Linked DNA regions of Mus musculus: region 2 is linked to region 1. The links are chromatin loops, found by intact Hi-C in ENCODE. Cell type or tissue: heart. All regions are shown on one strand. Links, peaks and the distances in the headings refer to the core of each region. The heading gives the core; the rest is flanking DNA. Region 1 holds the start of Mtfr2 (mitochondrial fission regulator 2). Region 2 holds the start of Gm48249 (a long non-coding RNA gene).

What was found. Peaks named below come from ENCODE experiments on the same cell type or tissue, not always from the same donor. Only the 100,000 strongest peaks of a DNase experiment are listed, where the experiment ranks them.
Region 2: it touches region 1 in a loop (2.6-fold over the local background); 2 of 42 quality-filtered maps call a loop at or near these places.

Annotation. Positions count from the first base shown.
Region 1 is chr10:20,343,178-20,353,728 of GRCm38, forward strand. Mtfr2 (mitochondrial fission regulator 2) reads left to right here and starts at 4,642. Exons shown (of 7, transcript NM_027930.3): 1 at 4,642-4,746; 2 at 5,158-5,258; 3 at 9,647-9,751; 4 at 10,190-10,302. The coding sequence starts at 4,734. In heart, for the core only: a CTCF peak has its summit at 4,622; a DNase peak (open chromatin) is centred at 4,534; H3K4me3 peaks cover 1,678 bases; H3K27ac peaks cover 1,082 bases.
Region 2 is chr10:20,284,964-20,295,514 of GRCm38, forward strand. It overlaps Gm48249 (a long non-coding RNA gene), which reads right to left and starts at 1,696. Exons shown (of 3, transcript XR_003948991.1): 1 at 1,612-1,696; 2 at 807-931. It also overlaps the pseudogene Gm30285. In heart, for the core only: a CTCF peak has its summit at 5,584 (motif pointing right); a DNase peak (open chromatin) is centred at 5,658; H3K4me3 peaks cover 414 bases; H3K27ac peaks cover 1,861 bases.

The sequences.
Region 1 (10,551 bases), core at 1,268-9,267:
GCCAGCCAGTAGAGTGAAGTTGCATTGGATTCCCTCTAGTTACAGTTGTGCACCACCTTATGTGTGTCCTGGGAACTGAACTTTGTCTTCTGAAAGAAATGCACGTCCCTTTTAACTCGTGAGCCATTTCCCTATTCTGAAAAATTAGTCACTTCTCCCAATGTTTTGATAGTATGTTATTTATGTGTATAGTTGTGTGTGGTGTGCAAGTGTGGAGGGAGATCCAAGTACGACTTTTGGAGGGAGTAGTTTTGTCCTACCCTGTTGGTCTCAGGTTAAGTTTGACAGAAATCACCTTTCCCCACTTGCCTCCGTGTTGGCCCAGGAATTGACAACTTTTAATAACTTATAGCCTCAAATTTTGAAGCAGGTCTTGCTATGTAGCTCAAGCTGGCTTGGGATTTCTGGATGCATTTTTGGAGTCTAGATGATTAGAAGTCTTAACAGTATCATGGCAGAGAAGCTTGACAGCAGGGAGGCATGGCAACCACTAGATTGCTGAGTGAGAGCGTACAATTTGAGCTACACACAGTAAACAGTGAGCAGAGGTCGAGGCTTTTACATCTCAAAGCTGGCCCCTGGTGACATGCTTCCTCCATCAAGCCACAACTCTTAAGCCTTCCCAGACAGCCAGTTGGAGCCAAGTACTCAAATGCCCGAGACTTGGCACACTTCTCATTAAGACCACCACAGAATACAAGGGTGCTTTATTTTAGTAATATGCTGTATTTGAATGTAATGCTTTTACTTGACATGAGTTGATTTTGATACAGTTCAATTACTACATTGTCTGGCCTGGTTCACAATGTCTATTCCTTTGAGTAACTGTCTGCAGGAAGGTGATGTGTTATAACTTGTGTTGCTCCTGTTCTCACTACAGGAAGAGCATGGCTCCACTGTGTTTGTCATGTAAGTCAGAGGTATGCTTCCCGTGAGCTTCAAACATGGAGGGAACTGCATTTTTAGTGAAAGGAAGCCTGGATTTGAAGATAGAAATGTGGCAGCTGCTATTGCAGATTTGCTTCATGAGTCTTCAAAGAAATTCCGAAATCCCGAAGAAGAGTGAGCCTTGATTATCTCTGAGAAAGCCATCTCCAAAGAGGATGAAGTATTGGGTTTTCTGTGCCCAGGCTTTGAAGGCACGTTATCCTCATTCTGCCCCTTCTTTCACTGTGTCTGTGCATGTTGATTTTCAAGGCTATGATGGAACTTTGGTGTACCCCAGTGGGCCGGAGAGAAACCGCAGGCTAACAGCTTAATGCTCTTGCATTGGACTGGGGTTTGGTTCTTACTGCCCATGTGGTGGCTCATGGTTATGTATTCATAATCCTATAGCCATTGTAATTTTATTTCTGAGGGATCTGATCTCATCATCTGACGTGGGCTGCTGCAGGCAGTTGGTACAGTACACATAAAATATTAAAAAATGTTACAGGAGCTTGGACAATTATACCAGTTGGCTGTTCCAGTGAAGACAATCTTTCCTCTCCCCAGCAGCTCTTCAGTTGTCTTTGTGTGAATCCTCAAGTTTCTTTCTCACTGACAATACTGTTAGGCCCAGCTTTGCCCAGTTCATTAGGTAGGATCACTGCTCTTCAGGCAGTGGGACTTGGGAGAATTGGGCCTATAAATGAGACCGACTAAAGTCTCATGTGATAGCCAACTTTATTAAAAGCCCCAGACAATTTCCTATGAGGGTTAAGAGAAGTCACATGAGTAAAGTTCTTAAAGAGTTATGTTGTATACAACCGCAAGGAGTTTCACATGGCCAAAACATTGTCAACAAATGCACCAACATTTAGTTGAATAACAGCAGCAAGCAATAATGTGTAATCTGAAGTAAACTCACACCTATTTGCTACACCTGGGAGGAGGATGAAACCACATTGTAAAAACAATTCTGTGCAAGTCAAAGACTTGCTTTCTTGTGAATAGCCCCAGGAGCACTCCGCATTCTCACCGACTTCACTCCTTGACTGTTAGGACAGGTAAGTAATCACAGCTGCTAACAGTTGAGTAAAAATAGACAATATAGTGAGGTGTGTACATACACTATGGAACAGATTCATGTAACCCAAACCGGCCCCCAGGTGACCCAAAGAAAAACCTTCATCTCTTATCTCCTGCCTTTCAGATGCTGGGATTATAGGCCTGTGTTTTAAGAAGAGTGAGGGCTGGAGAGAACTCAGCACTAAATAACAGTTGCTCTTGCAGAGGCCCTTAATTCTGATTCCCAGCACTCACATGGTAGCTTCATAACAATAAACTAAATTCTAAGGTATCCAATAGTCATACACATGGTACATATTCATACATAGACAAAACATTGGTACAATGTCAAGTCTAGAGAAATTTAAAGTAACATGGCTTACTTTATGTGCATTGGTGTGTGTGTGAGAGAGAAAGATCGATCTATTGGAACTGGAAATACAGATAACGAACTGCCAAGTGTTGCTGGCAATTAAATCCAAGTCCTCTGGAAGAGCAGTCGTGTTCTTGGCCACTAAGCCATTTTCCCAGCCACCAGAGATGGTTTATGCCCTTCATGGCCATGTGTACGATGTCTCTGCAGAGGTGAGAAGAGTGGATTAGATCCTTGTAGATAGAGTTGGCTGTGAGCCACTGTATATGAGCTGGAAATTCAATCCAGGTCATCTGGAAGAACAGCCAGTGTGATTTTCTTACTGCTGAGCCACCTTTCTAACCCAGATAGCTTTGACTTATTAGAGGACTTGGCAGACCACAGAGCCCTTACTCCCAAGGATCCACTAGCCAGCTCAAATGGCTCAGACACATATAACCTACCTGTATTCTCTGGCACAGCTCCCAATTCTGGTTGCTCAATGGCTGCTTTCTTTGGAACACTCTGCATGGCAGGATAGAGGTGATCAGAAGGAAGAAGTAGAAAAAAAATAGATGGAAGGTGCAATTCAGGAACAGATGGAGAAGGGATAAATACTAAATATTTGAAAAAGCTGTAAGGAATAATTTTATATTTACTAAGTTTGCATATGATATAGTAAGTATGTGCATGCATACCTATATAGTTTAAATGAAATTATGCCACTTGGAGCGATAATGCTCTGCATTAGAGCCATAGTGGGGGAAAAAAAAATCCAGTACTGGATATGAGAAACTTAAGTTGTTGGTCATTTGAATCTAAGAGACTCCAAAAACAGTTTATGCTATTGCTGGCACCCGCGGTGGCTTCTCAGAAGACATCACACACACACTTAGGACAGACTTGGAGGAACTGTGTTGATCTGATCCTTAAATGAGGGAAAGGCAGCATTTCAAAGCCAACTTTCTTTAATTTCCGATCATGTCCCAAAACATTAATAACAAACCAAAACAACCAAAAACCAAAAAACACATTTCTCCAGAGAGTTTATACAGTCTTGGTTGTTTCTTTTCAGAAATGCTGTATTATTTTTTATTTTTTATTTTTGGTTTTTTTGAGACAGGGTTTCTCTGTGTGGCCCTGGCTGTCCTGGAACTCACTCTGTTAACCAGGCTGGCCTCGAACCCAGAAATCCACCTGCCTCTGCCTCCCAAGTACTGGGATTAAAGGCGTGCACCACCATGCCCAGCCTTATTATTTTTTAAGAATATACATATATTCATATATATATGTTATATATATACATATATTTATATATATGTAATTTGTTTTTGTTTTTTGTTTTGTTTGGTTTTTTGAGACAGGGTTTCTCTGTATAGCCCTGGCTGTCCTGGAACTCACTTTGTAGACTAGGCTGGCCTCGAACTCAGAAATCCGCCTGTCTCTGCCTCCGAGTGCTGGGATTAAAGGCATGCGCCAACCACTCCCAGCAATTGTTAAGATTATTAAAACATTCCTAAGAAAGGAAAAGAAAATGTAAGAATTTCAAAACTTAATGCTCATGTCCTCATGACATGCCAAATCTTTAGTTATTTAACTGAGGTTTTGTAATTAAATACATTACTACAATTAAATATCAATTTGTGAATTGGGTTGTGGTGAGTATAGCTATGACCAGTGTATATAACTCTGCTTTCCATAATCTCTTACTGTCAATACAAAACAAGGGTTTTTTGGTTTTGTTTTGGTTTTGATTAATTAAAGCTTTTTTGCTTTTCATTAGCTTTCAAAAGTTTGAAAGGTAAAGGTGTAAAAAAGCCTTAGGGTCAGCGAGATGGCTCAAGCAGCCTGCTACCAAACCTGAGGTCTCAAGTTCTATCCGTGGATCCTACACAAATTGTCCTTTGGCTTTGAAACAGGTACTTTGGCATGTGCATGTGTAGCGTGCACACACTAAGACATGTAAACAACTAGACTGGACAGTGTGGCTCAACATGAGTAATCCCAGCATTTAGCATAACGGCTAGATATTTTCGCAGAATGACTAAACAATTACAAGTGGGCGGATTCTTTGTTGAATGTTGGGAAGGCTTGACACCTTACTGGCAAAGGACTGAGTGAAGCACAAGTTGCAAAGGCAGAAGACACAATTCCGAATGCTGGGGGCACGGTGCGCATGCGCCTTTCGAATGCGCCTATTGGCTCTTACCCTTCCAATCACCGGCGGCGTCCTCCGGCGGCGTCCAATAGGGATAGACTCCGAACTCCGGCCCGCGAAGCTTGATATTCCAGGCTGGGGTCGAGTCGGAAGCGGCGAGCGATTCCGGGAAGAAGCTACTCTGCGGCTGTAGGTCGCGTCCGGAGAGTTTCCCCGGCCGCCTGGCGCCGTGCAATGCCGCGGGATGGTGAGTGGCACGGGCTCCGTTAGGCCTCGGCTTCCGGTCGGTGGCCGGTGACGGACGGACGGACGGAAGCGCGGGCGGGTGGCGTTCCTCGCGGGGTGAAGAGAGCGGCTGGGCGGTTCTCTCCAGGGGCAGCAGAGCTCCAGGGATGGTGATCTTGGCTGTCGCACATTTGCTTGTCAATCCCTTTACACACACACACACACACACACACACACACACACACACACACACGGTAAGATAGCAATGGAATTTAGTAAAGTGCTCTTTCTTTCCTTTTAAGTCTCTCTTCAAAATAATAGCTCTCCAGGAGCAATCACTTGATGGTGTCATGAAAGGTCTCTGTGGTTTCCTTAGTGCGGTCTATGTAGCAGTTACCTGTCAAGAGTAATAATTGATAACTTCTCTTCTAAGGTACCAACGAACAGCGTTTTCTTGAACTTCCTTCACCAATGTCTTTCATTCTAAATATATTAAGAAACGTGCTGGAATATTTTGGTGTTCCCGTAGACCAGGTAAAAGTCTTTTATTAATTTTGCTAACTTTATTTTTGGGTCTCGTTATTGTCGTTGCTTTGAGACAGGATATGGTGCAGCTTAGGCTAAAAGTCTGGATTTTGCTGCTATTCTTGGGTCGTTTTTGTTCTTTGAGCCAGGCAGGGCACTATGCAGTTCAGGCGTTCCTTGAGCTCCTGATCCCCCCCCCCTACCAATGGGAGGAAGTTAGGACAGAAACTCAAAACAAAGCAGGAACCTGGAGGCAGGAGCTGATGGAGGAATGCTGATAACTGACTTGTTCCACCAGCTTTCTTATAAAAATTAGGGCCACCTGCTCAGGGGTGTTACCACCCACCACCACCTACCAATGGCTGATTACAGATGGACAGTGTGCCATTTTGAACATGTTCTCTGCCCTGATTAGTTTTTATTGTCAACTCGGTATTAGAGTCTTATGGGGAGAGGAACCTCAAGAAATAGCTTAGATTACGTTGGCTTGTGGCCCTGTCTCTAAGTGAGTGTCCTTACTGTTCATAGTTGTGGTAGGGCCCAGCCCTGTGGAGGATACCATTCTTGGGATAATGAGTTCTGAGCTGTATAAGAAAGCTAGTTGAGCCTGAGCCAGGGTTTCTGCTTCTATTCCTGCCTGACTTCCCTCAATGATGATGAATCGTGACTGGCTAGTTTCATTTCAACTTGACACAAACTGTAATGATCTGAGAAGAGGGAACCCTGATTGAGAAATTGCCTTCCAAAAGTCAGGCTATAGGCTAGTCTGTAGAGCATTTTCTTTTTTTTTTTTTTTTTAAAGGGTAGCCAGTCATACTTTTTTTTTTTTTTTTTTTTTTTTTTTAAGATTTATTTATTTTATATGTAAGTACACTGTAGCTGTCTTCAGACACTCCAGAAGAGGGAATCAGATCTCGTTAGGATGGTTGCGAGCCACCATGTGGTTGCTGGGATTTGAACTCCAGACCTTTGGAAGAGCAGTCTGGAAGAGCAGTCGGGTGCTCTTACCCACTGAGCCATCTCACCAGCCCCGAGCATTTTCTTAATTAGTGATTGATGTGGGAGAGCCCAGCCCATTGTGGGTGGTAACACCCCTGAGCAGGTGGCCCTAATTTTTATAAGAAAGCTGGTGGAACAAGTCAGTTATCAGCATTCCTCCATCAGCTCCTGCCTCCAGGTTCCTGCTTTGTTTTGAGTTTCTGTCCTAACTTCCTCCCATGATGACATTTTTTCCTCCCCACGTTGCTTTTGGTCATGATGCTTCTCATAGCAGCAGATAGAAAACAGCAAAGTCACACCATGTGTGTTAGTACAGGCCTCAGTTGTTAGAGAGACTGAGACAGAGGGATCTACATTTCAGGGTCACCTTAGGCTACAGAGTGAGTTGAAGACCTTCTTGGGCAGCTTAGTGAGACTCCATCTCAAAGTCAAAGGGCATGAAGTAGGGCTAGGATATAAGATACGTGGCTCTGTGGTAGAACACTTGCCCAGTATGAGCAAGGCTCCCAAGGTCAATCCCAAATTCCGGAAAGAAAGCCTCTGTGTAAACATTGCAGTCTTTGTTTCGGTGTGAGAAGGATGAGTCTGCAGTAGTGCACCGTTGATAGTGTGGTATTCATAGGGGTCCTTTACTCTCTCAGTCAGAGCCCAAGAAGACACAGAGGATCACCACATAGTTAGGGTTGTTATCCTTGTTCTCATATGGCTCACTATTTGTAAAAGTCTTTTGCATTTGGGAGGCTGAGGCAGGTTGGTCTCTGTGAATTTGAGGCCAGACTGAAAATAAAATTATTTTATTGCTTCTTCATAGCTGTAATTTTACTACTGTTATGAATCTAATGTAAATATCTTATGTGTGACCCCCCCCCCCAAAAAAAAAAAACAATTGACACCCGCTGGTTGAGAACCACTGGTTAGAGTTTCAGAATAGCCAGGGCTACGTAGACCCTATCTCAAAAACACAAACACATGCAAAATAATGAGTGGCTTACAAAATGGTAAATTATCCGTAAAGATGGTGGAATGAATTAGAAAAAGTATCAGGGGTAATGCCAAGATTTTAAACAAAAGTAAGTTGAACTATGATGTTGCCCAGATGAAAAGGCAAGAGCATGATGAGAGGAACTCAGTCAGGCAGAGGGATGGTTGGGACATGTGGTCGAAATGTCCCACAGACAATTGAACATACTGGTCTAGAAGGGCCTAGGATAGAAAAAACATCCCATTAGGGAGTTTGTTGTGTTCTGTTGATGTCTGAAGCCATGGAGTTAGAATAATAATGTGAGGTGCTGTTAGGTAATGCTGAAACATTTTAAATATCATAATAGTGAGACATATGAGAACAAGGGCCAGTAGTTAGAGATTTGCTTATCATTATTAGGCATTTAACAATGTTTGGTGTAACTTGTGAATTTAGAAGGCTGAGGTAGGAGAGTCATTCCTGCACAATTTTGGGATTGACCTGACTGGGTTTCTAGTGAATGGAGAAAGGACAGACATGTGTCAGAATAAGTCAGGATGGGGTGGGCCATGCCCTCTGTTGGAGATGCATTGGCATCTGGGAAATCAAGCACATTCATGATACACAGCCAAATGAGGAATCTGTTTGTTATGTGACTGAACATGGATGTAGGCTTCTCACACGCGGCTGAAGGAGCTTAGGTGATCTTGGAGTGCGCGCTCTCTAGGGAAGCTGTAGTTACCAGAGAGGAGAAGTTGTGATTGATACTGTGTGCATCTGAACTCCAAGCCAGGGAGGGTCTTGCCACTCTCATTGGTCTGAGGCACACTTGCCCCTGACCATGCTCATGTCAACAATACACATTCACTCACAACTTCATCTGCTTGCTACAGAGTTGAGAGTTCAAGGCTAGCCTAGGATATATGACAGGACAAGCCCAATGTCAGCTAACATGCCAACTCAGACAGGGGAAGTTCCACACGGTCCCACCCCTACAGGAAGAGTTATAGGTGGTCAGTATCTGCCGAGAGAGGAATAATCAATTGAGGAATGAACTCCCACATAGCTTATGCCATCCCAAGTGGTCAGCCTTGGACACATAAGCTAAATGGATTCAGTTGGTTAGGTATATATGTGTGGTGTGTATGTGTGTATGTATATGTATGTATACATATATACATTTATACATTTATTAATACTAATTAATGAGATGTTGAAATTATTTAAACCCAATCTGGGGTTTCTACCCTGCCTTTTACTATTTAGTTTTCAGATAAAAGACACACACCTTTATATTTATAATAAGCTTTACAGCATTAGAGCTGGGCAGATATCTCTCTTCTATGCTCTTAGAATCTACTTTTTTCTTATAGATAACTGCAAGTTACTACTTACTATGTTTCATCTGGCCTGCTCTTCACTCCAATTGGCCAGCCCTCAGGGCTAACCTAGGCCATCTCTTCCTCTCTGTCCTCTTCTCTCCCTCCTCCTGTTCTGTTCCACCCTCTCTGGCCTATTTCAATTCTACCCAGCTATAGGGTATAGGCATCTTAATTTACCAATCAGAAATAACTTGGTGGCAAGGCCACTTGGGTCTATGTGCTGACTTTCTTGTCTCAGGGGCAACCAGGTTTTGAGGGCCTGCACTTAGCATTACAATCCACAGCAAAAGACCGAAGTTCGACCAGAGGAATCATGCATTTGGGACAGGGATGCGAGAGAAGTTGGAGCAGGGAGAAGGAAGGAGAGTGCGGTAGAAGCAGTCAGTGGTGCTCATGTAGGATGCTCCCCTCCAAACAAACAACATGCAAGCAGGAATAAAGCCAAACATACTTCAGGAAAGAACCCCCCAACCCCCTCTTTTTGAGTCAGGGTTTCTCTGTGTAGTCCTTATTGTCTTGTAATTCACTCTGTAGACCAGGCTGGCCTTGAACTCAGAGATCCTCTTGTCCCTGCCGCCTCCTAGGTGCTGCTGGGTTTAAAGGTGTGTCTAGAAAGGATTTCTGTGGGTGGAGATAGGGTTGATTGGGACAGTCTGAAGGACCTGTGGTGAGGAAGGGAAATGGTATCAGTAACCTTCTTTTGAAAACTCTGGAAAAGAGATTGAGAGAGGCCATCAGCTGGAAGGAATCCGCTGATCTCTGTCTCCTCAGCTTTGAGACTACACCATGCCAGCGTCTCTACGTGGGGTCTGGATATTCTATTTGGGATCTAATGTGTCTATGGTCAACTTTGACTATTTTTCTAACCTCATACTTTAGTGTTTTTTCAAGATAAATGTCAATAAGGTTTAATTCTTTAAGAATACTTTTAAGTATATGCTGTTAAAGTTTTCTTTGTAGAAATAAAGGTTACTACATCTGTTACATCTTTTTATTTTCTTAGATATATAAGCATACTTAACTGGCATGTATTTTAAACAAAGCTTTATTTATAGGATTTGCTGATTTGTCAAAATAAAAACTGTGGGTCAGCTCGGAGTATTGTTCGTATTATTGGGAGAAGGCTTCCTTTAAAACCTTGCAGAAGACCTCATTTTGAGGTGAGTTAGTCACCATGCCTTATTTAAGCCCTGTGTATAAAGTAATTTAGGTGCTCCCAGGATACAGGATAGAAGGACGAAGGAAGAAATGTGCCTGTAAGCCAAGGTTTACTTCTACACATAAATTATCTCACATTGTTTCTTTAATTGTATTCCAAGTCAGTACAAAGGATGCCTGGAGCTTGTTTTTATCTGACTTTGTGTTTTCCCTGTGTGGCCGTGTGATGGATGAGATTAGCCGTGAGGAGAAGACATGGCTACTCCCTCGGGTGGAAGAAGAACATTGCTCCAGCTTTTTTTTTTTTTTTTTTTTTTTTACATATCTGTTTTTCCCTTTTCTGGTTTAGACCGTTAACTTATTTACTATGATGAAACATGGGTCCTGTGTTTTCCCTGAGTCTCTATGGGGTTCTGACTTTGTTTTTATTTTTGTTGTAGTTGATCCCGCATGTGAACTCTACGGAGTCTGATGATTATGAACTTAGGGTTCCATCTTTTGCTGACGTTTTATGTGTGGCAAATGATGAAGAAGCCAGTTGTCTCAGATTTCGGTAATTCTATCTGTTTGCCTTGGGACATGGGTGTAGCCTAAAACTTGAATTCTTGCAAGTGTTGAAGTTTGTTTCTAATGAGTAGACATTTTTGTTCTGTTTTTGTCATATGCTGTGTCCCGACATTTCTGTAATATGGATGAATGATGGCATCTCATTTTCTAGCCTTTTCTAGTATATATTTTCAAAAGCTGTTTTTGCATTTAAATTTTTGAAAATGGTTTTCTCTTTGTACGTGAGTGTGTTTTA
Region 2 (10,551 bases), core at 1,126-9,125, 58 kb before region 1:
CTGGGTCTGTCTGTGAGTCTGGTATGTGTGTCTGGTATGTCAATGTGAGTGATAAGTGTGCATATGTAGTGTGTATGTATATGTGGTATGTGTGTGTGTCAGTGTCTCTTGTATGGTATGTGATTATGTGCAGGTATCAGTATGTGTGTGGTTTGTGTATGTGGTATGTGAATGTGTGTGTTGTACATGGGTGGTGTGTGAATGTGTGTGTTGTGTGTGTGTGTGTGTGTGTGTGTGTGTGTGTGTGTGTGTGAGTGAGAAAGGCCAGCACCAGGGCTAATGTGTTGAAGTGACATAAAGATCCTTGCCTGGTACTTTGACCCAAGTTTTAGCTGTGATTAGTGATTAGTTCTGCCTCTAATAGTGACCATATTCACCTGGAGTGCCTGAAGTGAGCCCCAGTTATGCCCCTTGGGATAAACATTAATAGGACCCAGTTACTCTTCAAAGGACCGCTGGACATGGATTAGATCTTCAAGCCTCCAGAGCCCCTGCCTGGTTCCCACAGCTCTGATCTGTCCATCTCTCTAGTCAGCAGATCTCTGTCCAGACCATGATACACTTTGTCCCCAAGACTTAAAAGAAGCACCAGACCGTGAGAGCCATTTGTGGCCTCACTAAGCACCAGTAGGGACTACTGCAGGCTGACGTCTCTTGGGGCATTCTTTCCTAAAATCACACAGATAACGCTCTTCAGTTCTTTCCTTGTCAAAGGCGGATGCTGAGGGGCCCCTCGCCCTACCTCCATCTCTGACAATGCAACTCCCCACCGTCCTGGCCCTGTGGATAATGACATCATTACTCACTCTCCAGATGGAAGTGACAGGGTTGCCATAACAAAGCAAACAGGCTGAGCTGGCAGGGCCTTTGTGTGGGTGTGTGTATACTCTGAGCTGTGACTCTCCAGCCTGAGATCTGCGTGTCTGACAGCCTGCAAATAACAATAAAACAAAAAAGACATGGCAACCCGACAAGATCGATATTTAAAACAATCATCAGTGAAAACAAGAGCCTTTATTGTGCCTCTTAAGCCATATAATCCAAAAGGCATCTAAGTCTAGATATAAAACACATGGATTACACTAAGCTCTGCTAAAAACCTGTTTCTTTCTCTTTGGGGGGCTAAGGGTGGGGGTGGGAGGGCAGTAACTGAGAGAGGTTCTGAGGCAGAGTTTGTGGAGCCCTGATGTCCTGCCCTTGCCTCCTGGGTGCTAGTTTGCAGGTGTGTGCCGCCATGCCTACCCTTTGTCCTGATGCACATCTCTGAGTTATTTTCTGTCAATCAAAACAAGAATGATTACATTTAAGCAGCATCAGCAGCAATATGCATAACAATGGCCACCTCTCTGGGCAAGGGGGGTGGGGGGGACACGACCTGATTGAATCCTCCCAAAACCTGGTAAAGGTAGGCATTACTCAGAGATGAAGAAACTGAGGACTTTGGATAACCACGTGAGGTCAGCGCTGGAGCTGGCTCTGGAATCTGTTTCTTTTACCAGACACAGCCGAAGGACAGTGCGGCAAAGCGCTGTAACTAGCACTACCCATGCTGGAGGGAGAATGCAAAAAAAACAGAACTAAAGCACCAGGAGAGACAGATGTCGTTCCTACCTTAGCCCTGCGATAGCATAACGACCGAAGCCAGCACAACATCAGCGGACATGGGCTATAAATATTAGCTTGTTTTCCCATTTTCTTCTCCCTGCTGTTACCATGGAGACATAGCTCCTCAATTTATCTGGAATTCAAACCACCCAAGGGATATGACTGTGCAAACTTCAAGAGAGGCCCAGCAGACAGAGGCAGACACTGCAAAAGCCTCAGGCCCTCCCAGTTGCTCTCGCTCTCACTTGTGCGCTCTCTCTCGCTCTCTCACTCACTCTCTCTCGCTTGCTTTCGCTCGCTCTCGCTCTCTCGCTCTCTCCTTTCCTTCTCTTTCTCCTTTTCCCAGCGTTCCTTAGACGCTGAATGCTGTGGACCTTGCCGTGAGATGCAGACTTCAGACAGTGGTTTCTCCGTTTGTTTGCGAGCATTCTCTATTTGAAAAGAAGCAACCTCTGCAGTGATGGAACATTTCAGGGTCGCAGTCGCCACCACTGCCACCACCACCACCACTACCTCACCCAGAGCAATTCTCTGAAGACTGAGAACCATCTACAGACCTGGCAGGCGCCACCCAAACCCACTGGGACTAATTAGACACCACATAGTATGTAGCCCAAACTGGCCTCTAACTCATAGCAGTCCACCTGCATCAACTTTCTAGGTTAAAGAAATAAGCCATTATACTAATTTAAATGTTTATGCTTATATTTTACATTGAGGCGTATTTCTGTCTCCTACAAACAGCAAAGATGCTTAAGAACAGAAATCGCCTTTATAGATAGCACGGCGCTTTAATGTGACCCCAAGCGGTGTCTCCCAACATGCCTAGTCTGGCCCCTGTTTTCTCCCTTGTGATTCATGTTAAGAACAAATAAACAGAGCAACAACAAAAGCAAACAAACAAAGCCTTATTCATGATGGGGCCACCATGACAGCCAGTGCAAGCCGACAAATGCCAAGCCTGAAGACAACCCGAGCTCAATCCCTGTGACCTGTGACCCTGTGACCCCGGCACAAGGAATGACCCAACTCCCTCGCGTTACCCTCTGACCTCCTTTGCTTCCATGTTAGTTGCAGAGGCACACACACACACACACACACACACACACTAAATAATATAATTTTGAGCTCCAATGTCCATTGAGGTATTGCTATATATATGAAATACTTTTCACAAAAAATGTAATGGCAAATAGCACCAGAAGTATAGTATTAGTGATAAACTTAATTATCATGAAATTACAACAAAACTTTACATAAAGGTCATGTCTATCTTTTTTCCTCTTTTAACCCTAACTCTGTAAGTTTACTTATAAAGATGACATTTTTTTTCAGTTTTGTTTCATTTGTTTTGTTTGTTTTTTGAGATGGGTCCTGACTATGTTGCCCAGATTGCTACCAAACTCAGAATCTTTCTGTGTTAAGCAACCAGATTCCAGGATCACATTTGCCAAGCACAAGGAATTTAAAATCTCTGTTTAACTCCTACCTGCTCTTAGCTTTGCCAAAAGGAAAAATTACAATAAAATTGGAAAGAGAGCAGTTTAGGACTCATTACTGAATGGGAAAATTTAATGTAAACCCACCCCATAAGCCCTTCTTTTTTATCTTTCTCATTTCTCAGTGAATTTTCACCATTTTTTTTAATCTTTCTTTCTTTGTTTGTTATACATAAGTACACCGTAGCTGTCTTCAGTCACTCCAGAAGAGGGCATCAGATTTTGTTACGGATGATTGTGAGTCACCATGTGGTTGCTGGGATTTGAACTCGGGACCTTAGGAAGAGCAGTCGGAGCTCTTAACCACTGAGCCATCTCACCAGCCCGAATTTTCACCATTTTAAGGTAGGCTTTAGGAGAGTCAGTTACCATTTTTAAGTGAAACTACAGCTCAGAAATGCTAGGAACCTGGAGTGTCACAACAGACCCCAGCCAGAGCCAGCTTTAGAATCCATGTGTGGTAGGTACCCGGGATTACCAGTTTCCTTTGTCAGGGCCCTACAGACCTGCTCAGGTGTACTGGCCGGTTCTGTGTCAACTTGACAGAGCTAGAGTCAACAGAGATAAGGGAGCCTCATTGAGAAAATGACTCCGTAAGATTCAGCTGTTCAGCTTGTTCTTAATTAGTGATCAATGCGGAAGGGTCCAGCCCACTATGGAAGGTTTCATCTGTAGTAGCTTTGAAGGGAAAGGTTTCCCCTACAGAAGCGTTTCAGCTCTTCCAACAGGAGGAGGTTTACCAAGCAAAAGGTATTATAGCTCTCCTTGGAGAGGTATCCTGGCAGTAGGAAGCCAAGGAATGCCACAGTCATACCACACAACAAACCTCACACGAGAGATTTATTGGGAGGAAAAGACCAGAAGACTGCCAATACTGGGGATAGAAGCAACCAAGTACTGAGCAGAACTCAAGCTTTATATATGGCTTCTTGGGGTGGGGATGGGGTGGGTGGGGAGGCGGGGAGATTTCCAGGGTGAGAATTGGTGGGGTTTCAGTTCCTAGTCTTGAGCTCAGGGATTGGTGGGGTTTCCTGTTCAGGGATCAATGAGATGTGTGTGTGTGTGTGTGTGTGTGTGTGTGTGTGTGTGTGTGTGTGTGTATGCTCAGGGATGGGGTTTTTGTGCTCAGGGATTGGTGGGCTCTTGTTTCTTGGCCCTGGTCTTGGGATCAAGTCAGGGTCAAAGTGCCCCCCCACCCTTTGGCCCTTTTACCCTACTCCATCCCTAGGCTGGTGGTTCTGGATTCTACAGACAGCAGGCTGAACGGACCATGACTAGCAAACCAGTGAGCAGCACCCCCCACAGCCTCTGCATCAGCTTCCGCCTCCAGGATCCTGCCTTGTCTGAGTTCCTGTCCTGGCCTCCTTTGATGATGAACAGTGCTATGGAAACATAAGCCAAATAAACCCTTTCTTCCTCGAGTTGCTTCGGTCATGGTGAAATGTTCTTTAATTTCTCTCTCAGCTCACAGAACTTTAGTTTCCTGTATAGAAGGCTCATACCTTTTCTTAGATTGTTAGATCTTTGTTATTTCTTAGTATCATTATAAATGGGTTATATATATATATATATATATATATATATATATATATATACACAGCTGGGCATGGTGGAGGCTGCAAAATCAAAAGTTTGAGCTTATCCTTGGCCCACACAGTGAGTTTGATGCCAGTCTGAACTACACTGTTACAAATAAATGAAACCAGGGTTGGGCAGATGCTCAGTGGATAAAGCGCGAGCTTGCCTAGAGGAAGCTGCCTGGCTAGAACCGCAAGCTCCGGCCGGTTCAGTCTGGACCATTGCCTCGGTAAAAACAGTGGAGAATAGTAGAGGAAGATACTGACATCAGCTTTGGGTCTTTATGTGCATATGCATGCACATGCGTGGATGTGTAAACATAAGCATGCACACAGCACTGAAACGGGATTGCTTGTGCATGCGCACACGCGCGCGCACACACACACACACACACACACACTCAAAGCCGACAACCAGATTTTGTTTTCTGTGGGAATGGTGACACAGACCTGTAATCCAGCCTTCAGGAGGTTGAGACAGGAGTACCTAGAGTTTGCATCCCTTCTGGGCTACAGAGTAAGAACTTATCAAAACAAATAAAAAACAACACCAAATAGAACACCTGCAGTGTACATTATAGTAACTGGTTTCTGGTAAGCGGAAATATTGCTCTTTTTTCCTTGTAATTTATCTTATACAAAAAATCGTATTAAACTGCAGACATTGAGGGAGCAGAATGGGACCCTGGGTAGTTAACTATTTTTCTTTAAAAAATGAAATAAAAAAGAATGTAGTATTTTAGCCACCAGATATAATATTTTAAAATGATAAATGTTATTGTTTGTGTCAATATTAATTGCCAGTTATGAGAATGGCAATGGGATTTATTTTAAAAAAAACAAAACAAAAGAAAACAAAACAAAAAAACCTAATTGAACAGCACGGCTAAGTCCCTACATCTCCAGGAGGTGGCGGCAGTGAGCTACTAGGACGATAGTTCAGTCCGTTTTCAGCGGCTGAGTCTGGTCATCTTCATTCCCTGAATTAGCTTGCTACCCTTTCCGGTAGACACGATCCTCACTGAGGCTGCCCAGTATAAGGGCTTCTGCTCCCCTAATTTTGATCTAGCTGGGCTACAATGCTCAGAGAGGGTCCCCTCAATTTACCCAGAGGGGATCCTTAGCTTCCCACGACTGACAAAAGGATTCGTCTCAAACTCAACTCACCGCCTGTAATGTACGAGCAGACAGGCAGGTGCACACTGTCCAATTATCTTTGCCTCTTCTGCTGCTGTGGCTTAAATGTCAGCAGTTTCTCGGGGAGAGGAAGGCAGGATTAGGGTCGGACCTCCCTTCCTGTATTATGGGCAGTTGTTCACCTTCTCATAGACAAAGCCCTTGGTTCTTGTCCACCTGAGTTGGAAGGCAAGTTTCCTGACAGGCCCTGGGCCTTGTCTCAGGGTTTCCTCCCAGGAATCTCTGTGAATCGTCAGTGGAATTGCAGTAAATGTTAAAGCAAACAAACAAAAATTCCCTGTAAATGCTGGGAAGACCGGAGCCGCCTGTGGACACTGAGTGTTCTACCTCTATCATTTCGATTGCTTCAATCCCTCTTTTGTTTGTTAGTGTTTGTGACAGGGTCTGCGTATATACTCCTACATGGTCTAGAACTAACACTGTAGCCTAGGTTGGCCTCAACCCCCCCCCCCCAAGTTCTGAAGTTATAAACATGAGTTACCACATCCAGCTGATAACCCCTTTTGAGTGACCATAATAAGGGGATACATAAAGCTTAAAATATAAACCACATCAGGAAGATCTAAGCAACAACTTATGACAAATTGACATGTGTACAATGAAATACATAACTGTAGTAAATCACATAGGTTACTGTCCAAATGACTGCAGATGATATTCAAGATAAAAACGCTCTATGGGTTTGCCTGATCTCGGTTGAGGTTCCCTCCTCTCAGATGACACTAGCTAGTGTCAAGGTGACATTAAAAACTAACCAGGACACAGCAATCCTGGTAGACAGCACTGTGTGCTCAGAACAGTTTCATTTAATTTCTCCATTTAATTGTCTGTCAACTTAGAAGCCTCTTGATCCTACATGCATGGGACAATCTCTACGCTATCTATTCTGGTTGTGGAACTATTTGTCCATACTTAAATCATTAACACACTTAAATGTAACTTTAGTTCATAGTAAGACTCAATGCTGGCTGCAGGTGGGTGCCTATGAGTTTGAGACCAGCCTGGTCTACAGAGTGAGTTCCAGGGCAACCAGGACTGTTACACAGAGAAACCCTGTCTCGGAGAAGAAAGGGAAGGAAGGAAGGAAGGAAGGAAGGAAGGAAGGAAAAGGGAGGGAGGGAGGGAGGGAGAGAGAGTGAGAGGGAGAGAGAAGACCTAAGTGGAATGAGTCCACCCCATCCATTCTTCTTTGTTCAGGCTCTTCTAGGTTAACTACATTTTCAAACAAAAGTTAAAATCAACTTGAGAATTCTCTCTCTCTCTCTCTCTCTCTCTCTCTCTCTCTCTCCTTTAGAAGTGTGGTTTTGTTGTAGTAGGTGTGGCCCGAGTCACAGTGGAGGTGATCTTAAAAGCTCAAGTCTGGCCAGGGTGTTTCAGTCTCTCCTGCTGCCTGTGGATCAAGATGTAAGAACTCTTTAAAGAAAAAAAAAAATTTATATGAGTACACTGTAGCTGTATGGAGCCTTGATGTGGTTGTTGGAAATTGAATTTTTAGGACCTCTGGTTGTTCCAGTCGGCCCTGCTTGCCCTGGTCAACTCCACTCACTCAGTCCCTACTTGCTCCGGCCCAAAGATTTCTTTATTATTATTATAAATAAGTACACTGTAGCTGTCCTCAAATGTACCAGAAGAGGGTGTCAGATCTCATTACGGGTGGGTGTGAACCACCAGGTGGTTGCTGGGATTTGAACTCGGGACCTTTGGAAGAGCAGTCAGTGTTCTTGCCCGCTGAGCCATATCACCAGCCCAAGATGTAAGACATCTTAGCTTCATCTCCAGCCCCAAGTCTGCCTGCCTGCTGCCATCCTTCCCACCGTGATGATAATGGATTGAACCTCAGAAACTATAAGCCAGCCCCCAATTAAATGTTCTTCTTTATGAGTTAACACGGTCATGGTGGCTCTTCACAGCAATGAGACCCTAACTAAGACAGTGTTCTATAATATGTGAAATTAGTATCTTCTGATGGCCACGAGTTTATTGTAAAGAGAGAACATGCATTAACATCAGGGACGATAAAGGCCATGTGGAGTGGTCCAGGTCAGTTTTAGAGGGATCCCCTCACATGTGCTACTGAAAGTGTGCATGTGCCGGGCGTGGTGGCGCACGCCTTTAATCCCAGCACTTGGGAGGCAGAGGCAGGCAAATTTCTGAGTTCGAGGCCAGCCTGGTCTACAGAGTGAGTTCCAGGACAGCCAGAGCTACACAGAGAAACCTTGTCTCGAAAAACCAAAAAAAAAAAAAAAAAGTGCGTATGTATTTTATCTAGGTCCGCTATACTAACAGTTCCACTGAAATCCCTGAATTCCCAATTGCATCTGAAATTGCACTGGAACTGCTGATGGCCCCAAACTTCCTAGATTGTTAATAAAATAAATTATAATAACTGTCTTTCAAAATGGGGACCAATAGTGGATTTTAATAAACAATAGCGAGACAATTGCCTAGTCATCTAGAAAAAAGGATTAATTACAGAGACAAAGTTTGGAGCTGAGACAAAAGGATGGACCATCTAGAGACTGCCATATCCAGGGATCCATCCCATAATTAGCCTCCAAACGATGACACCATTGCATACACTAGCAAGCGTTTGTTGCAAGGACCGTGATATAGCTGTCCCTTGTGAGACTAGGCCGGGGCCTAGCAAACACAGAAGTGGATGCTCACAGTCAGCTATTGGATGGATCACAGGTCCCCCAATGGAGGAGCTAGAGGAAGTATCCAAGGAGCTAAAGAGATCTGCAACCCTATCGGAGGAACAACATTATGAACTAACCAGTACCCCAGAGCTCTTGACTCTAGCTGCATATGTACCAAAAGATGGCCTAGTCGGCCATCACTGGAAAGAGAGACCCATTGGTCAGGCAAACTTTATATGCCCCAGTACAGGGGAACGCCAGGGCCAAAGAATGGGAATGGGTGGGTAGGGGAGTGGGGGGGGGGGGCAGAGAGGATGTGGGGGACTTTTGGGATAGCATTGGAAATGTAATTGAGGAAAATACTTAATAATAATAATAATAATAATAATAATAAATAAATAAATAAATAAAATACCACTCCAAAGCATAAAAAAAAAAGAAAAAAGGATTAAATTTTGCTTCAGGTTTCACATCATATAGAAAGATAAATTCCCCACGGCTCAGTAATCTACATGTAAAGAGCGAAACCATGCAGTCACAGAAAGGAAACTTGAGTAGTTCTGTTATTTTGGTGCAGTGGTCGGGTTTCCAACACTAACTGGAAGTCCTGTTTCAAGAAAAGAACAGAAATGCTCTGCATAAAAACCATTGGCACAGCACGAATCCTCTACAGAGTCTAACCTACCTATCGCTGTGTGTGAGAAGGATCAGAAGGTTCAGTATGCCTAATATTTGTGGGAAGCCACATGTTCCGTTGCAGGGTGGCGCTGGCTACTGCTGGCCACCATGCATAAGTTTGGGCAAACAACCAATGTGTGCATATGCAGTAAAGTTTTTTGCCAAGACACTGCCTGGCCTGGACATGATAATGAGGTTCTGTGAGGTTCTGAGAGAATAACCAATCAGATGTGAGACATGCAAATAGGTATGTTAATGAGGTTCTGTGAGGTACTGAAAGAGAATAACCAATCAGATGAGGAACATGCAAATGAGGTAGAATGCATAACCAATCCGGGTGTGAGACACGCCTCTCCTAGGCCTATATAAGCAGCACCAGTTCTGGGCTCGGGGTCTCTTCGCCTCTGCAATCAAGCTCTCCCAATAAACGTGTGCAGAAGGATCCTGTTGCAGCGTCATTCTTGCTGGCGAGTCAGACGCGCGCAAGAAATATTAAAAAAAAAATTAACAGTGGAAGAGAAGAACTTGAGAAAAGCACGTGCAGAGACACAGACATACACAGCCACTGATGTGTAATGGCCCACACATGGAACACACACAGCCACTGCTCTTAGTGGCCCTCCCATGCTGCTATTTCCTCCCAGCTCCTCTGCATCCTTCTCCCCCCCCCCCCTTGTCTGCTTACACCCAGGACAGTCCACTCACCTGGCCCTCAGCACAGGGTCAGAAGTGATGCCCTTTCCCACAGCAAGGCCTTGCTCACAGTCCAGGCCAGGTTTAAACTCCCAGTTTCTGCCTCGGTACATGTGTCTGATACATGAAAGGAAGTTTGTTTTTGTTTTTGTTTTTGTTTTTTTTTGTTTTCTCGAGGCAGGGTTTCTCTGTGTAGCCCTGGCTGTCCTGGAACTCACTTTGTAGACCAGGCTGGCCAGGTCTCAAGGGCCAATATTAGTATTAGAATACAAGCAGCATCAGGCCATTACAATCATTGCTAAAAATTATGTAATACTTTGAATCCTAATGCATAATTTGGGATATAGAGATTAATGAAAACCCAGTCTACTTACATGGTTGTCTTATGTTGCAGCAAAAGAAAACCAATGACTCTCTGAAGCATTTTCAGAACAGGACGAGCGAGAATTTAGGACTTCCAGAATGTTCCACCCTAAATGAATTTGAGCTTCTACAAATGTGGAGCGATAAAACAGACTTCACATTGAACGACAACGTATGCTTCACAGAAGTTAGTAGAATTGCATAAATGTGTTTCTATGATCCATTAGTTTTGCTCATGACCACCACAGCTATACCAGAAGAACGTTACTTGTGAGGAAAAAAAACAAAAACAAAACAGAT